Linked DNA regions of Homo sapiens: region 2 is linked to region 1. The links are chromatin loops, found by intact Hi-C in ENCODE. Cell type or tissue: dorsolateral prefrontal cortex. All regions are shown on one strand. Links, peaks and the distances in the headings refer to the core of each region. The heading gives the core; the rest is flanking DNA.

Region 1 (8,446 bases), core at 3,892-6,391:
ACTTCCATTATTCTGGTTTGAATGAAATACATATATGCGTCTATAAGCTACAAAAAACATGAACTCTGTCATTTAGGTGAATCCACCTGTGAGTTAAATGGTTTTTGTATTTGTGTTAAAACTGTCATTGCACAATGTAAAGCTGAACAGTAAAATTTGTGATAATAATTTAACATTTTAATTTTTACTTAGACCACCATTAAATAGCAAATTTAAAACACTGTAAAAAAGTCAAGAGACAGGCTACAGAATAGAATGAAAATTATTTGTATTTTAGTACCATTGCTGACAATTTTCCTTGATTTTCATGGATTGATTGATTGATTGATTGATTGAAATGGGGTCTCACTATGTTGCCCAGGCTAGTCTTGAATGGGCTCAAATGATCCTCCCACCTCAGCCTCCCAAAATGCTGAGATTACAAGCGTGAGCCATTGCTCCTAGCCCTTTCCCTAGTTTTAAAACAAGGGAATCAGATTTTCATTTCGCAAGCTTCCTCCAGATTGCAGAGGCTGAACCTGAATAAATAGCCATTATTGTGGAGCTACTCCACAGAGTCTTCATGGTTTCTTTTCCTGTATATCTGACAGCCAGCACAGTGGCTGCACGCATTGGGAACTACAGAGCTTTCCTACTTCCAATCAGCAGTGAGGATATAAGCACACGGCATCTCCCATTCACTTCTGAGCCTCTCTGCATATCCAATAGCCAAGTCCCTTTCACACAGCTGACCCAGGACATCACCACCAAACAGGCTGCCTTGAAAACTAGCGCAATATGAGGCAGCCAACCTAGAGCCATGCACTGAGAAGCTGGCAGTTTCCAGAAAGCATCAGTGAGGAGTTGAGTGCATTTGTGGCTAAAATAAGGGGATCTGTGAACTTTCTGTAAATTGAGGGCTGAATCAGAGGCATCTGAGCCCTGACATAGGCCCTTGGTTGCCAATGCACTTGCCCCTGGCTGCTGGCTACTCTGCTGGGAGGTGGTTGCTTGCATTAGACATAAAATAGCAAGCGACGTGTTGTTTACTTTGAGAAAATATTTCTCCCATTTGTCTTCGGCCCTATTGGTTTCTCTAATACGTTATTATTCCTAAATTTGGGATATTTTCCAAGATACTCATTTTTAGAGCTGTCTCAAAGTCCTTTCTAGATGGAGAAGAGATATAAATTAGACTCACAGAGAGGAAATTAAATAATTCTGCTTTTTGGAATTGGATTAATGAAAACATTGATCATACAAAGTGACCTTCATTTTTAGCTTCATTTGGACAAACTAGAGCTGTTACCTGTTTGTCCATCTGTCTGTCTGTGATCACTGAAAAATGAGTGAATCTGTAATAGAGACTAATGTAAGTATTGAATCAAGGAAGATCTCTTACATGCACTGACTAATCAACCATCATGCACCCTGGCCCCAGGTGCTCATCTAACACATACCGCATGCACTTCTGTTTATTCATTTCTTCGTTCATAATGCATCCCACAAACGTCTACTGAGTGCTGGTCTGGTGCCAGGGGCACATGGTGAGCTAGAGCAGATGATGTGCACTTTGCCTCATGGAGCTCCCAGACAGAGACTCCAACCTACGTGCTTTCAATCCCAAGGGCTCCTTCTATTTCCTTTACTCCACAGATGCAAAAATTTAAAATATAGTGTGGCAGGCCAAATACTCAGATGATTTTTAAGATTCCCCTTGGTGTACACGCCCTACATGTTCCCCTGTCTTTGATGGTGAAAAGATCCTATGAATATGACGGGCTATCATATCCATGATTAAGTTACATTATATGGCAAAAGGGTTGGGTTTTACTGACATAATTAAGGCTACTAATCAGTTGACATTGAGTCAATCAAAAGGGAGATTATATCAGACAGGCCTGACCTAGTCAGGTGAGCCTTTTATAGAAGTCAGAGAGATTCAAAGTAGCAGAGATTCTCCTTCTGGCCTTGAAGAAGCAAACAACGTATTGTGAGCTGCCCACGGCTAGAGCCTCAGACAGGGACCTGAAGCAGTCCTCTAAAAGCTGAGAATGTCTCTGGCTAACAGCCAGTAAGAAAATGGGGACTTCAGCCCTGTAGCCACAAGGAACTGAATTCTGCCAAGAACCAGTGATCTTGGAAGAGGATCCCAAAGCCTCAGAGATCACAGTCTCAGGTGACACCTTGATTCAACCTGAAGACATCCTAATCAGAGAAGCCATCTAACCTACACCAGGACTTCTGATCTACAAATAATCAATGGTGTTGTTTTAAGCTGCTATGTATGTAATAATTTGTTAGGCAGCAATAAAAAACAAATACAGATTGTGTCTGCCAGATTTTTTCCTTTTTCTAATAGCCAATCATAACAGACACAATACATGATCCTGCCTTAAATTGATATCATCTCAGTCATAAGTACAGCAGCTAGCTGCTTCAGTTAATTTGTGCATGGTGATCATTTCCCTTGGACTGGAGAACCCCTACTGTTAACCCTGTGGACCATGATTTTGGAAACACTTAACGTGGCATGGGACAACCTTGAGAATCTGGCTTCTGCTATTGTATGCTTGACACAAATGTCATTAACTTGGAAAACTTTTAGCCATTATTTCTTCAAATCTTTTTTCTTCTCACTCCTCCCCCACATTCTTTCTGTGTATCTAATCATATGTGTGTTGGGCTTCTTGATATCATCCTCCAGGTCACAGGAGCAGCATCCATAAAGTACTAGTTACAATTTGCCTGCACCCAGGGGCCACGTCTTTGTGCCATGGCTCTATGATAGAGTTGGAGATGGCAGGAAAACATATGTTCAAACTTGGACAACAACAACAACTCATTTTCATGGGGTACAGCCTCCATGCCAATTCCAAGGCTCAACCCTTTATATAGGTTATCTCTTTTAATGCCCCCAGCAACGCTATAAGGCAGATATTATCATTGTTCATATGAATACAGATGAGAAAACTAGGCTCAAAGAGAACAAGAAAATTGCCAAGGTCACTCAGCTAGTAAGAACCCAGACAGTCTCGACCCAGTGCTCTTTCTCTTAATCACACCACCACCTGTCATCTGCCATCTCTTCTCTCCCTTGGTTTGGCTGAAATGTGGATATGGTTTCCCCACAAGTTCCCAATTCCCTGATGGAAATTGACCAAAATGATGTCAGATAGATCTTACAGTGCTCTTTCTCTCTTGCTGTCTCTCCCTCTCTGAATCTCACTCTTGCTCTCTCTCTCTTTTTTTTTTTTTCTCTCTTGTCTTCATTTTGGAAAGTTCATTGATCTTTTCTTCTGCAGCATCCAATCTGCTGTTAATCCCACCCAGTAAAATTTCCATTTTAGATAGTGTCATTTTTTTCTTATCAAGAAGTTCTTTTTTAAAAATCATCTATTTCTTGCCCCATTATGGTGATGTCTTTTCTTAAATCCTTGAATTTAAAGGGCAAACAATATAATTATAATATTTGTAATAGCCTTTTAATAGATCATTGCTTGCTAATTCTCTCATTTGCATCATTAATGAATCTGTTTTTACTAACCAGTATTATCTTGGTTATGAGTCATATGCTCTGGATTCTTTGAATGTTTAGTAATTTTGATTGGATGACAGACATTGTAAATTTTATATTATTGCTTGCTGGATTTTGTTGTAGTCTTGTTAAAAAAAAAAAAAGTTGAACTTTGTTTGCCAGCTAAACCACTTGAGGAATGGCTTGATTATTTCAACAACTGGTTTTAAAATTATTATGGGTGGATCTAGGGTAGCCTTTACTGAGGCTAGTTTAGCCGCACTACTAAGACATGACCCTCCTCGGGGCTCTACGTGATTTTCCCTGTATTCAGTGAGGTCTCTACATTCCAGGTGGTAAAGGACCCGAATGATTCATGGCTCTGAGGTAGTGCTGAGAAAGGCTCATCTCACAGCTCCCCAGTAAGATGTTCTTTCCTTGCCAGTTTTCTCTGTCTGGTCATAGAGACTTTCTCCCTACACAGCACAGATTAATTTTCAGCCAGACTTAAGAGGGCCTGAAGCAAACTTCTGGAGCTGTTTTTTTTCCTCTCAAGAAGTGTGCCTTGCAAATAACAGTCACATCCTGTGTCTTCTCAGCTCAGAGAGACTACTGGGTTCTGTTTAGGTTTTCCCTTCCTGTGCCCCCGTTCAGAAATTGCCATTCCTTCTGCCTAAAATGTCCTCCCCTTCCCTATTTGCCTATACTCTCTCTGTCCCCCCACGCCTGGAAACCTCCCACTCTTCCATAAAGAATGTGCCCAGAGGTCTCCTCCATGCATTCTTGCTGAGTTCTCTGGATCCACAATCTGTGTAGACACCCTGGCCTGGCATCATTGGGATGGGTGCCTCCGTGCATTCTTGCTGAGTTCTCTGGATCCACAATCTGTGTAGACACCCTGGCCTGGCATCATTGGGATGGGTGCCTCCGTGCATTCTTGCTGAGTTCTCTGGATCCACAATCTGGGTAGACACCCTGGCCTGGCATCATTGGGATGGGTGCCTCCTTGATCAGATGATAAGCCTCTTTGTCCTCTGTGTCCCCGGCACCTACCACAGTTCCTGGCACACAGTAGGTCCTTAATACATATTTGTTACAAGAGCCAGCCCAGGTGTTTCCTCTTTAATCTGTCTGCTCCACTAGAGGAGGAAGAGGACCTAGAGTGGCAAAAACAGAGGGTGGTAAGAACACATGTGGTCCTCAGAACTGTAAGGAAGTTATCAGTGAGAAAGCTGCGGAGGGACAAATGTCTCAATCAGAAGGAAAGAGAAAGAGCACCCGATTTAGAGGGGCATGATAACTGCTCCTAATCACTTGATCCTGGTGTAGTTGACTTTCTCTGTAGTTAGCTCTGAACCTCCCTGGGTTCTAGCTGTTGTTGTCAGGAGATGTGCTGCCCCCGACCCAGCACCACGTGAGAAGTATAATCTGCAGAAGAAGACGTAACATAGATGGAATCCTCCTTCCGCCGCTCCTAACTGTGTCACTGTGCAGCCTGCACCATCTCTCTGGCCTCACAGAATTTTCTCTTTGGAAAAATAGGCCTCATGTGTCTCACACAGCTGTGGTGAGCTTCAATGAGGCAATTCAGGAAATCAGCTGACACCCGCCTCTTTTGTTCCATCTCCGTCTCTCAGCTCTCCTTGCACGCAGTGGTCCTGGCTTCCACACTGTCCTCTCTGACTCACATCTGCCCCCACCCCCTGCCCTTCTACACACCAGTTTTCTTAACATGGACAATTCAGCTGGCTTTTTTGTGACTTCCTTTGGGGTTCATGCGGTTGGAAAATATTGGTCTAGAACTTGCAGATCATGGGTTCAGAACTGCAAAAAACCACCAAGTACCCTATTTAAAAACATAGATTTCTGGATGCCACCCCTCCCAGAACCCAGGGGTCTGAATTCTCAGAAAGTTCTAAGGATTCTAAAGTACACTAAGGTGTGAGGGCCATGCAATCTTCCATAAGATGGTAAAACCCCATTTAGATCCTTGCCCCTAGGGAGGTCCATTTTATGTCGAAAATGCCTCATTAATGCTTTCTACCTTAGCCCTAGCTTTATCGTGAGGGAATCAGGTGTGGAAGAACTCACACTCTCAAGAGTCTCTTGTCCGTGATGGAATTTGCAGCTGGCCCCAGGAGTAGGCGTGCTCTAAATGAAAACTGTGCATTCAGGTCCTGGCCAATTTGATGACTAATCTCTGAATTGCTTGGGGGATGGAGATTACCCTGAGCCAAGAATATAGAAGGTCATAAGTCTCTGTGACCTGACGCTCTGAGTGTGGGGAAGCAGGGAAAGGAAGTGTTTTGCCCCAATTTAAACAAGACCTGCTTACAAAGCAGCAGCACCCATAAATCACTGGTTACAATTCGCCTGCACCCAGGGGCCACTTCTTGGTGCCGTGGCTCTGTGTCACTTTCACGGGGTACAGCCTCCATGCTAGCCCCAAGACTTAACCCTTTATATAGGTTATCTCTTGTAATGCCCCCAGCAACGCTATAAGGCAGATATTATCATTTTTCCTATGAACACAGATGAGAAAACTAGGCTCAAAGAGAAGAAAATTGCCAAGGTCACTTAGCTGGTGAGAGCCCAGACAGCCTCAACCCGGTGCTCTTTCTCTTAACCACACCACCACCTTTCATCTGCCGTCTCTTCTCTCCCTTAGTTTGGCTGAAATGTGGATATGGTCTCCCCACAAGTTCCCAATTCCCTGGTGGAAATTTACCAAAATGATGTCAGATAGACCTTATAAGCCTTAGCTGCCAATGCCCTGGGTCAGCTCACACTTGACCTCTCATTAAATACTGTCCATTGTAGCGAGATTGGAGACCTCACTCACCAGATTTCAGATATGCCTCCTGATGCAACAAAACTGACTTCAGACCTCTAACTCCTCACACCTCTTTAGGACCTTGCCCTCTGACAGGCAGCTCCAGTTGACAGGTGCAGGGAGGGCTGGAAGAATATGGCGACAGGGCAGCATTGAGACCCAAGTACAGCCATTTCATTTCCCTCTTGGCTCTTGGACTTCTCATGTCTGCATTTGAATGGAGGCCATCAGCCATTGCCAGTGGAGGCTGAGCTGAGGCTTCTAGGAGGAGCCCCAGCACCCACCAGACAGCAGGCAAGGCACAGGAGTGAGGCAGGGGCTCCCAGCCTGTTGGCAGAGTGGCAGAGCTCATGGAAGTCTTTATTGCCCTTTGTGAAACAGCCTTTTCTCAGCCCTCCTCAGGCTGGAGGTAGAGTCTTCACTGCAGTCAGAGCCATAAGCACATCACAGCAAAAATACTGCTTGGAGGCCGGGACTTCAGGGGGAAAGGTGAGACTCCAAAAGCTTTGATCTGGCTAAGCTCTTCAACTTGGTCTGGAAATAGGGAAAATTGTTTTGCACCTTTTGATAACTGTGAGAAGAAAGGAAATGTTCGCTTTACCTCCTGTTTGGTCTCAGTGACCTCTTTATTTCCTGAATCAAGTTCTCTTGAAGCCCAAGTACTTAACTTGAGTGCTTTTATTTTACAAGACTGAACGGTGTACTCCAACCACTGGAAAACATTCATCAAAGCCCAGAGCTAAGTTTCCAAACTATGGTGGGATATTGAAACCACTCTGGGAGACTTCTTCTTCCAGCCATGATAGAGTAACCAGACAACCGCTAGGAAACAATGATTTCCAGATATTGAACAACAAGCAATGCAGCACTATGACCCCTGAGAGGAGGAAAACAAGAGAGGTGAGTCCTACAATTGTCCCCACCTGGAGGCAGTGTCCAGGCTGCAGCTTAGGAGGGGAAACTCAGCTGAGCCTGGGGTCTTTGCTGAGTGGAGGAGGTAGAGACGGAAATTAGAGAGGCCAATGTAGCTGGAATTTAGGAAGAGGAGAACTGCAAAGGAGAATTCCAGCAGCCTGCAGGGAACTTCCCAGGTCTTTGCCTGAATACTGATCTGCACCTGCCCAAGAGAAAAATACCTGAAACCAAGAAAAGAACTTCCAGAAAGTGGTAGGTCACATCATTCAGGAGCTATTTGGAAGCAATTTAGGTTCCCGCCAGCCCAGGTACAAACACCTTGTCACACATGAGACATCAGGTAGAGTCCTCAGAAGGGTCATGTTGTAACACTGGGACTAAATTAGCCCACATCAGGGTTTCTAGGCCTCAACACCATGGACATTTTCAGCTAGGTAGTTCTTTGTTGCGGGGTTGAAGGTGGCACTGCCCTGTGCATTGTAGAATATTAGCTGCATCTCTGGCCTCTACCCATTAGCCACCAGTAGCATTTTCCCCAAGGTTGTCACAACCAAACTGTCTGCAGACATTACCAAATATCCCCAGGGTATTTCAACAAGCCCAAACAAATCGAAAAAATAAGCCTCAAAAGGGTCAAGCTGTTTTCAAATAACTTAACAAAATCAAACACCAAACAATGTAAGATTCACAATATCCAAAATTCAATTTTAAAATTACCTAGTGTGCAAAGAAGCATGACCCATAATCAGGAGGAAAATCAATCACTAGAAATGATGCAGAAATAACAGATGCTGATAAAATGAGGAGACAAGGACCTTAAAGCAGCTCAAGAAGGTAGAGGAAAGCATGAGCACGAGGAGGGGTGTGGGAGATGAAAGGAGTCACCTGGTAAGTGTTCTTCCTTGTTTGTCATTGCCAATGCCTTCACGCTGCTCTGGGCCCACTGAGTCACAATGGCCATGGCTGCACCAGAGGCATATGCAGTTCTTTAAAAAGTTCACTATGAGGCCAGGCACGGTGGCTCACACCTGTAATCCCAGCACTTTGGGAGATCAAGGCGGGCGGATCATGAGGTCAGGAGTTCGAGACCAGCCTGGCCAATATGGTAAAACCCCATCTCTACTAAAAGTACAAAAAAAATTAGCCGGGCATGGTGGCGGGTGCTTGTAATCCCAGCTACTCAGGAGGCTGAGGCAGGAGAA
Region 2 (8,446 bases), core at 3,954-6,453, 100 kb before region 1:
GTAATCGTCAAGTTCATTTCTAGTGGGTTAAATCGTGACCTTGGATTCTTAATCCATAGCAGCCACCCAGACACCCTATTTCTCTGATCTGTTTTGTGGTCTCTGAAAAGGGGCAGGAGAGAGTTCCTGTAGACATCATGAAGTTCAAACACTGTGAACACAGGTTTGTACTCCAAGCTGTGACCTGTGGGGAAGGCAGAAACCTGGAGCCTGAGAGGCAGGCAGTGCTGTGGGCCCCAGCGTTTCTTCCTGAAGGCTCTGGATAAGAGGGGAGAAGAAAGTTGTTTCTATTAGGTTGGTGCAAAAGTAATCGTGGTTTTTGCAATTAATCAATTTAAAAAAAAAAAAAAAAAGGCAAAAACCGCAATTACTTTTGCACCAACCTAATAGGAACTATGTTAGAATGATGGTCTCAGGTGATGAGTCTCTGATGACTTTTTTAAAGTCATGGAATAGTCAAGACATATGGATGTATAATGAATAACAGGTTGCCCATACTCACCATTCAGATTAAGAAATAAATGTGGCCGGGTGCGGTGGCTGACACCTGTAAGCCCAGCACTTTGGGAGGCTGAGGCGGGCAGATCACGAGGTTGGGAGATTGAGACCATCCTGGCTAACACGGTGAAATCCCGTCTCTACTAAAAATACAAAAAATTAGCTGGGTGTGGTGGCGGCGCCTGTAGTCCCAGCTACTTGGGAGGCTGAGGCAGGAGAATGGCGTGAACGTGGGAGGCAGAGCTTGCAGTGAGCGGAGATCATGCCACTGCACTCCAGCCTGGGCGACAGAGCGAGACTCCATCTCAAAAAAAAAAAAAAAAGTTACCAAAAGTCCTCTATACCTTTCCCCCATAACTTCCCCTCCTCAGGTAAACACTGCCCGGATTTGAGGTCTGTCCTTTCCTCAGTCTACTTTGATACACATATACCATTTCTTTAGCAATCTGTGACATCATTTTGCATGTTGCAAAACGTTTACAAATAATACTGTACTGTTCATACCCTGCTGGAATTCTCTGCTTCTGCTCAATATTTTAAATGAGATTCACCCAGGTTAACACTTGTAGCTCTAATAAGTTCCTTTGCACTCCTGTATAATGTGAGTAGGTCACTTCTTTCTGCTCCTTTTTGTTTTTCACTTTCCAAATTGCCTCCATGGGGCTGGTGTTACTTTGACCATCGAGATGAGTTGGGCAAGGGAGAAACATCCTCCACATGCCTCCTCCCGACTCCTCCTAAGTTTTTGCTCTTGGGGGGTGACGGTGTTGAGTCAGGAACCTGGAAGCATTCGCCAGTCCACTCCTCTCCCAGCCAATGATGCAGTCCTGCTGGCAGCCCTCCTAACGCCCCTCAGACTCTGCAGTATCCTCTTCACTCTCCAGGCCTCACAGCAGGAGCCCACCTTTCTTGCCTATATTGTGGTGCTGTATTTGCCCAGCTTTCTCTTTGTCTTGCCTCAGTCCAAGTTCACCTTCATTCATCCCAACTGCTAATATCCCAGGCCAGGCTACCATCATCTCATACTTGTATTACTTTGCCAGTTTCATTACTGGTGAAACTAGACCAGCCTCCAGCCTCATTGTCAGAAGATTTTCTTAAAACAGAAACTTGTACCTGATCAAATCCCCTCCCCTCCACTTTAAAAATCCTTCAGTGACTTCTCATTGTCTTCAGGATGAAATCCAAACCCCGAAGCATGACATACAAGACTCTCCTTGTGATCTGATCCCACCTGGCCAGCCTCATCTCCTAAGACCACAGCCATCTCCTAAGACCGCAGCACTAACGAGCTGTTGAAATTCTGCAGGCGGGCTGTGCACCCCCTCACCTTGCAATGGTTTCCTCTGAGTATGCTTGTTCTGCCTTTCCTCGCCTGGGCAATGTTAGCCACGGGTCCTTCAAGACACAGCTCAGCTGAGCTGAGAAGCCTCAGGAGGCCTTTCTTGAGCCTCCACCCATCTGAGTGGGGCTCCTTGCTCTGTGGCCCTCAGCATCCGTTCCATTTGTGGCTCCCATGTCAAACTCACACTGTTGGAACACTTCTATGTTACTGCCATGGATGAAGAATCCAAGGTCATGATTTAACCCACTAGTAATGTGTCTCTCTTCTTCCCCAACCAGAGTTGGGCTCCCAGAGAGCAAGGGCTGTGCCTTGTACTCTGGATCCCCAGGGCCCAGCTCAGTGCCCACTCTTGGCAGTGCTGGGTAAATGCTGGATGGACTGAATCAGGCTGCCTGGGGAAATGTGAGGGCCACACACCATTAGAAATGCTAAAGGGCAATATGATCTCATTACTGGAATGACTGAGAAGCCAGTACCCTGAACGTGGCTTTCCCACATCACTGAAGTCCATCTCTTTGTGCCAAAAATACTTGCATGTAGTAATTTATAGGGAACATTTTGTAAAACCATTCTATGCCAGCTGATATTTGGCCAATATTCTCTTATATACCTGGCTGTGTTGTTTACAACCACATTTATCCTCATAGGCCAATGCCTATGCCCTGTGGTTGTTAAATATTTTCAATGTCACTCCTTATTGTATGTTTCCTTAAATTTTTAAAGTAAGCAATACAGATGTTTCCAGCATTTCCATGTTTCCATGCATGCTCTGTTATAATGAGCACCTATTCTTACATAGTAAAATCCAGTCAAGGGTTTCTCCTTACATCAGCGGGCCCCATATGGCTCAGCTTTTTTATGGACACCTGATATCCCTTCTATCAATAACATTTGCTCTCATCTGTCATTTCTCAGTTGACGAGGGCAAGTTCTGTGTTTGCAGCAGTGAATATCTCTTACAGTGATATTCAGAATTGTCACTGGGAGCAGGACTGAAGGCAGCCAGGAAAAGCCACCTGCCTTAAGGAGGCTATGGATCCATCCATCCCCACCAACCCCTGACCCTCCCTCCTCTCCTTTCACCTTCTGCCTCCGCCTGGTTGCTACAGGTCAGTGCTGGTGGAATTGATCGGAAGATGGGTACCAGAGAAGCTGGATTATCTCTGCCATCTCTAAGCAGAAGCCTAATCATTTAAAAAACCAACCAAGAAACCTCACCTTGTTCTTATGTGATAAGTACCAGCCAAGTCAGGATACTTTATATAACAGCTTATTTCAGAGGGTTTCCTTCAGCAAGCAAGTCAGGAATATTTTTTCCTAGTGTTTACTAACAGCTCCTAGTCATGCTCAAAATACTTGCCGGAAATTCTACTGAAATTAGACCCTCAAGAGTTTCAGAGAAAATGCAGCATGACATTATAAATGATAAATAATGTGAAATTAGACACCGCGGAGAACTGCATATTTGGCCGTTTCAAGTTCTAGGCCTCTTTCCTTTCCTCTCATAAGAGCCAGCTTATGTGGAGGTAGGCTGCCTGAAGGTTATACATTTTCAGTTTATAATATCTGCTCTTAACAATAAATATTATATTTCTATACAACTGCTCCATTGTTCCCCCCAACAAATCTCACTAGACAGTTCCCCTTGGCCAGCAAGAATTACTTTCAGAAGGAAATAATCCCCGCAACCTCAGTGATTTGTAAGTGGGTAAGACTCAGCCTAAGATGAAAACACACCAGTGATCCGAGTCTTCATTTTTAATTTCAGCATTCACTTGCAATAGGAGGAAAACCAAATTAATTTTCCACTTTACTTCATTGGCAAACTATTTCTCACTTTGCTGAAGGTTCGAGGCACGGTGATAAATGGTGAATAATAAGCTGCCGACGCGCACGGTGCATGGTTGGAGGCCCTGAGACTTCATCTTAATGGGCAGTCCTGTCCCACCACCAGGAAGCCTCGTCACTGTGTCCAGTCCTGACTCACAATGGCCTTCAGGGCCATTGGAGGGCATAGGTCTCAAACCAGAATGACCCCATGGGCATCATCGAAAATGTAACCCTACTAAGAGAGCCCCAGCACGGTGCTTCTTTAGTGACGGCAGAGGAACCAAAGCCATCCCCATGGAGACGCCTGCTCTTCTGTGCTAGAGGTCAGCAAACGTCTTCTGAAAGGGCCAGAGAGTCAATATCATAGGCTTTGCAGGCCATGCTGTCTCTGTTGCTGCTACTCAACTCTGCACCATGGTGTGAGACCTTCCCTGGATGATATGTCAACCAATGGGCGTGGATGCATTCCAACAGAATTTTATTTCTGGACATTGAAACGTGGATTTTGTATAATTTTTGCATGGCATAAAAGATTATGCTTCTTTTAATCCATTTTAAATGTAGAAAACATGCTTAGCTCAGAGGTCTTACAGAATCAGGGAACCTGATCTTCTAGGACAGTATCTATTCACCCTACAAAGCCTATGTTGGGAGTACATCCCTCTAGCTGTTTGGATGAAACCAAACTCTCACAGGTAATTTAAGACACAAGTACAATGCATCCCTCCACTTCCTGTCACTGGTTTTTACCACCTGCTCGCAAAGAGGTGGTCAGAGTGGACAAACAATTCAGTCACCATGTGCAGCCAAAGGTACCATAACAGCTGGAAAAAAATCAGGAGACTTCTGGAAGAATCTTTAGAAAGTACACCAAGAATATAATTCATAACCTGCCGCTGTTTCCAAAGTGTGGGCCCTCAACCTCTAATTAATCTTAATAGCACTGCTGACTGCTTCTGCTCTTGGTATCATGATGAAAATTCACCACACATTTCATTCAAGCACACGTGAGGCTTGAATACCTTAGAAGAGAGTGATTCCATGGAGATGAAATTGCAAAGCGGCAAGCTGGCTGAAATTCTGCAGCTCACAGAGGAGACTGTGGGTGTGAAATTGTAGGCAATTACATTTTATCACTGCTACACAAGTTTCTGCTGAATTCATTAAAATTTGCTCCCAGAATCGGGTTGGAGGACTGTGGAATTCCGATGACAAAAACGAAAGCAGATTTTCACTCTCCGTGCTGCAGGAGCCACAGAAAGTCCGCAGTGCAATGAGGTTTGGATGTGACTGAGAAATGTCATCTCCTGGAACTGCAGCTGCAAATTAAACAAGGGACTCTCTCACAGAAACAATGACTGCATTCCAAGCAGAGAGAATCAGGGAACAGAGAGGACAGGCAAACAGTGGACAGTTGTGTGCCTGACACAGAGGGAGCAGGCCCCTTTCCCCGGGCCCCGGGTGGCCTGCTGAGCGCCAGTCAACACCTCCAGACAGGAGCACAGGAAGAGAGGAGAGGTGTAAATTTGGAAGTTAAGTTAGAAAGAACCCCCCACTGAGAGATGAATTAGAGATGCAAAAGCTATGACCAGAAAGGTCTTCCTAATTAGAAAACTGAGGAAAGATCTTGGGCCTGACATGAAGCGTTCATTTTGGCTTCAGCACCTCAGCTGGAGAGTCCTGGGTGCCGCCCTCCCGCTGAAGTGCTGACAGCGTTCTCTCCCCTCTGCCCAAGTGGCGACAGGCTGCCCAGAGGCCACTGCAGGCCCAGCAGCTTCCTGCCGGCGTTAGTTTATCCAGAACCTCTATGAGCATGGCCCAGAGGGTCCCTAATGGAGGGAGAATGCGGCCCTCATCTCACTGCTGCGTGCACGTGCTAGCATCTGCCAACTTCCCACATCCAAACTGATTTGCCTAGCCACCCCCTGCCCTCCCTTACCCCCTGCCCTCCCTTAGACTGTATGGAAGCCAAGTCCAAAGGCTGGGCCTCTCCCTAGAGTGGACATCCACAACCAACACTCTGCCTTCTTCCCTCACCAAGACGAACCTGCTAACCACACAGGCAATGAGACATTCCTCTTAACAGAATCCCTCATTCCTGCAGATAGCATGAGACAGAACAGTCCCAGACAAGCCAGCTGGAAATCCAGTCTCCATTAATTGCTACCTGTGGCACCCTGGGTGGCCCAAGTGACCTTGCTGATATGCAGATTGTCCCACCTGTCAAACGGGCACAGAGCAATCTGCAGACGCTCAATGAGCAGTTCCTCTCCCTTCCCTGGGATAGGACTATTTTGGATTCTGAAGGCACAATCAGTTTTAATGGGCACCAGTTGTGTGGTTACAGACAATTCTCCTATAGCCTGCTGCTAAGAGGCCTATAACCCACCTGACAGTCAGCAATATCCAGGGAGCAGAGCCTGCCAGAGCTCCCCAACCAGGACAGTAAAACCATCAGGCGAGCCCCTTCTTTCACAATTTACCAAATGCACATAACCCCATCTGCCAACCTGAGGCTGCACTCGCACACAGCGCAGAGACCAAGATTCCCAGAGGAAGGGTGTCTGACTGAACTCACTTCTCCCAGCCACCGGCAGTGGCATGCTGCCACCCACTCTCATGGGCTGGGCGGAGGGACCCACGTACATTGCTTTCCATGGCTGTGCAGGTGACATCACACATGCACATGATGTCACATTGATGACTTGAAACCAGCCCCGGAGTATTTACACCACAGAAAGTGGCAAATGCTACAACTCGGGGCAAAATTCCCCACCCGCACTCCAGCTGGTTGTTGTTTAAAGTGACCAGCACATGCTGGGCACGTCCACTCACTGCCTTGGGCCCCAAGAGGGGAGTTCATTGGCACTGCAGTAGCGTGGGGCTAAAGAGGGGCCACTCGTCCACCGCACGCCTGCCACCCCCACCCTCACACCGCATCTGGCCTGTGACAGAATGAGCCTTGAGACCCCAGCTTTTACCCCCAAGATGCAGTGAAATAGATCCTGGGCAGCCCAGGCCAAGCCCTGCCTTAGCTTGATCAGGGTTTAACCAGAGCCATAAATGGCCACATGCAAAGCTCCTGTGGTCACTGGGTGTGCAGCGTGGGAAAGAAGGGCTCTGACCTCTGGAGCCTGTTTTTCTATCTATAACAAAAGGACAATCACAGTCAAATCCTTAGAGGGTTTGTGTGAGGATTCAAGGGGATTATTTGTGTGAAAATGTGTGGACCACCTGGTGGCCGTGAGCCCAATCCACATTGATGGCTGTGATAGAGGTGGCTATGATGAGCAAATATCCTGTCTGCCTGCTCAGCAAAGGGATCTGTGAGCACTAAACATAGGAACACAACCCATGGTATCCTGCCTCCAGCGTTTGCTCATTTGCCCACTGTGAAACTATTTGGTCCTGAGGCCAGAGGAATTGGCGGCGGCAGCTGATGGACATCCTGCACTCATTAACCAACACCGACCGAGGATCAGCCAGTAGCAGCCCTGCCTTCAAGTGGCTCACAGTCCTGTGCAGGGCCAGATGAGTAAAGGCCATGACCACGGAAGCTGAGAACAGGCGTTCTCAATCTCAGCACTGCTGACCCCTGGGGCCAGAGCAGTCTCTGCATGAGGGCTGTCCTGTGCCTTGTGGGAAGTTAGCAGCATCCGTGGCCTCCACCCACTGGATGCCCGTAGTCCCCATCCCACCCCAGGTGTGAAAACCACAAATGTCTCCAGACATTGCAAATGGCTCCCACTCGCTATCTGTCTGCTTGGGGAGACATGGACCAGGAACAGGGCTCTAGACCACAGGCCCTGTAGATCTGCAGGCTCGGAAGAAATCCGGAGAAGCATATGCCAAAATGTCAGCAGCAACTTTCCTCTCCACGCTGAGCATTTTAGTCTCTGTGGGCTTTGTAACCATCCAGATGAACATCAAGAATGGAGACCCAGCCCACCAGGTTGTGGTGAGCACAGAAGAGGGTCTAGAAGTGGTGACTCTAACCTGGGTCCCAAAGGCAGCAGCAGCAAAGTCCCACTGTGGGTGCCATCCTCCTTCCATTGCAAACACAAACCAACAGCCAAGCCTGCAAACCTTCAAGGAACAAACAGCTTGGCTCTCAGAGGAGGCCATAGTCTCATCCAAGCAGCATGTAGCCCGAGTCCCTGGAGTTTGTGTCCTGGCGCCCACCCAGTGTGAACCTTGCCTTCAACAGCAAAGAAAGGGCCCACCTTTTGCAGCCTGGAGAAGTTCCCAGATTGAAACCATAGCAACCTCCTCCATCTCATGTGGAAGTGGCCAGCCTTGCTCCACAGCCACCCAGACACACGACTGGCTTTGGGCTTCCTTCTCTCTGCCTCCTACATATGTGTGGCCTGACTACTGAGTGTCCTTCACTCATCCCCACCCTCCTGAAGGCGTCCAATTAAAGACTGAAATGAAGACCTCTTTGCATGACTCAATTACAAGTTTAGGAATAAGACTCTCTCTCTCTATATATATATTATATATTATATAAAATATATATTATATATAATATATAAAATATATTATATATAATATATAAAATATATATTATATATAATATATAAAATATAAAATATATATAATATATAAAATATAAAATATATATAATATATAAAATATAAAATATATATTATATATAATATATATAATATATATTATATATTATATAAAATATATAATATATAATATATAAAATATATATTATATATAATATATAAAATATATATTATATAATATATAAAATATATATTATAT

Evidence for each region. Hi-C counts contacts between places; a loop is a spot of excess contacts. Peaks named below come from ENCODE experiments on the same cell type or tissue, not always from the same donor. Only the 100,000 strongest peaks of a DNase experiment are listed, where the experiment ranks them.
Region 2: it touches region 1 in a loop (4-fold over the local background); 5 of 110 quality-filtered maps call a loop at or near these places.

What each region holds. Positions count from the first base shown.
Region 1 is chr10:126,658,447-126,666,892 of GRCh38, forward strand. All of the region lies in intron 1 of C10orf90 (chromosome 10 open reading frame 90), which reads right to left. Among named protein-coding and RNA genes, the nearest start is that of C10orf90, 8.0 kb to the right of the region's middle. In dorsolateral prefrontal cortex, for the core only: CTCF peaks have their summits at 5,160 and 5,361; a DNase peak (open chromatin) is centred at 5,115; H3K4me3 peaks cover 1,798 bases; H3K27ac peaks cover 2,500 bases.
Region 2 is chr10:126,556,675-126,565,120 of GRCh38, forward strand. The region is part of intron 2 of C10orf90 (chromosome 10 open reading frame 90); the gene reads right to left. Among named protein-coding and RNA genes, the nearest start is that of C10orf90, 110 kb to the right of the region's middle. RefSeq lists an enhancer at 4,687-5,443. In dorsolateral prefrontal cortex, for the core only: no CTCF peak of the experiment used is centred there; a DNase peak (open chromatin) is centred at 5,087; H3K4me3 peaks cover 1,531 bases; H3K27ac peaks cover 2,500 bases.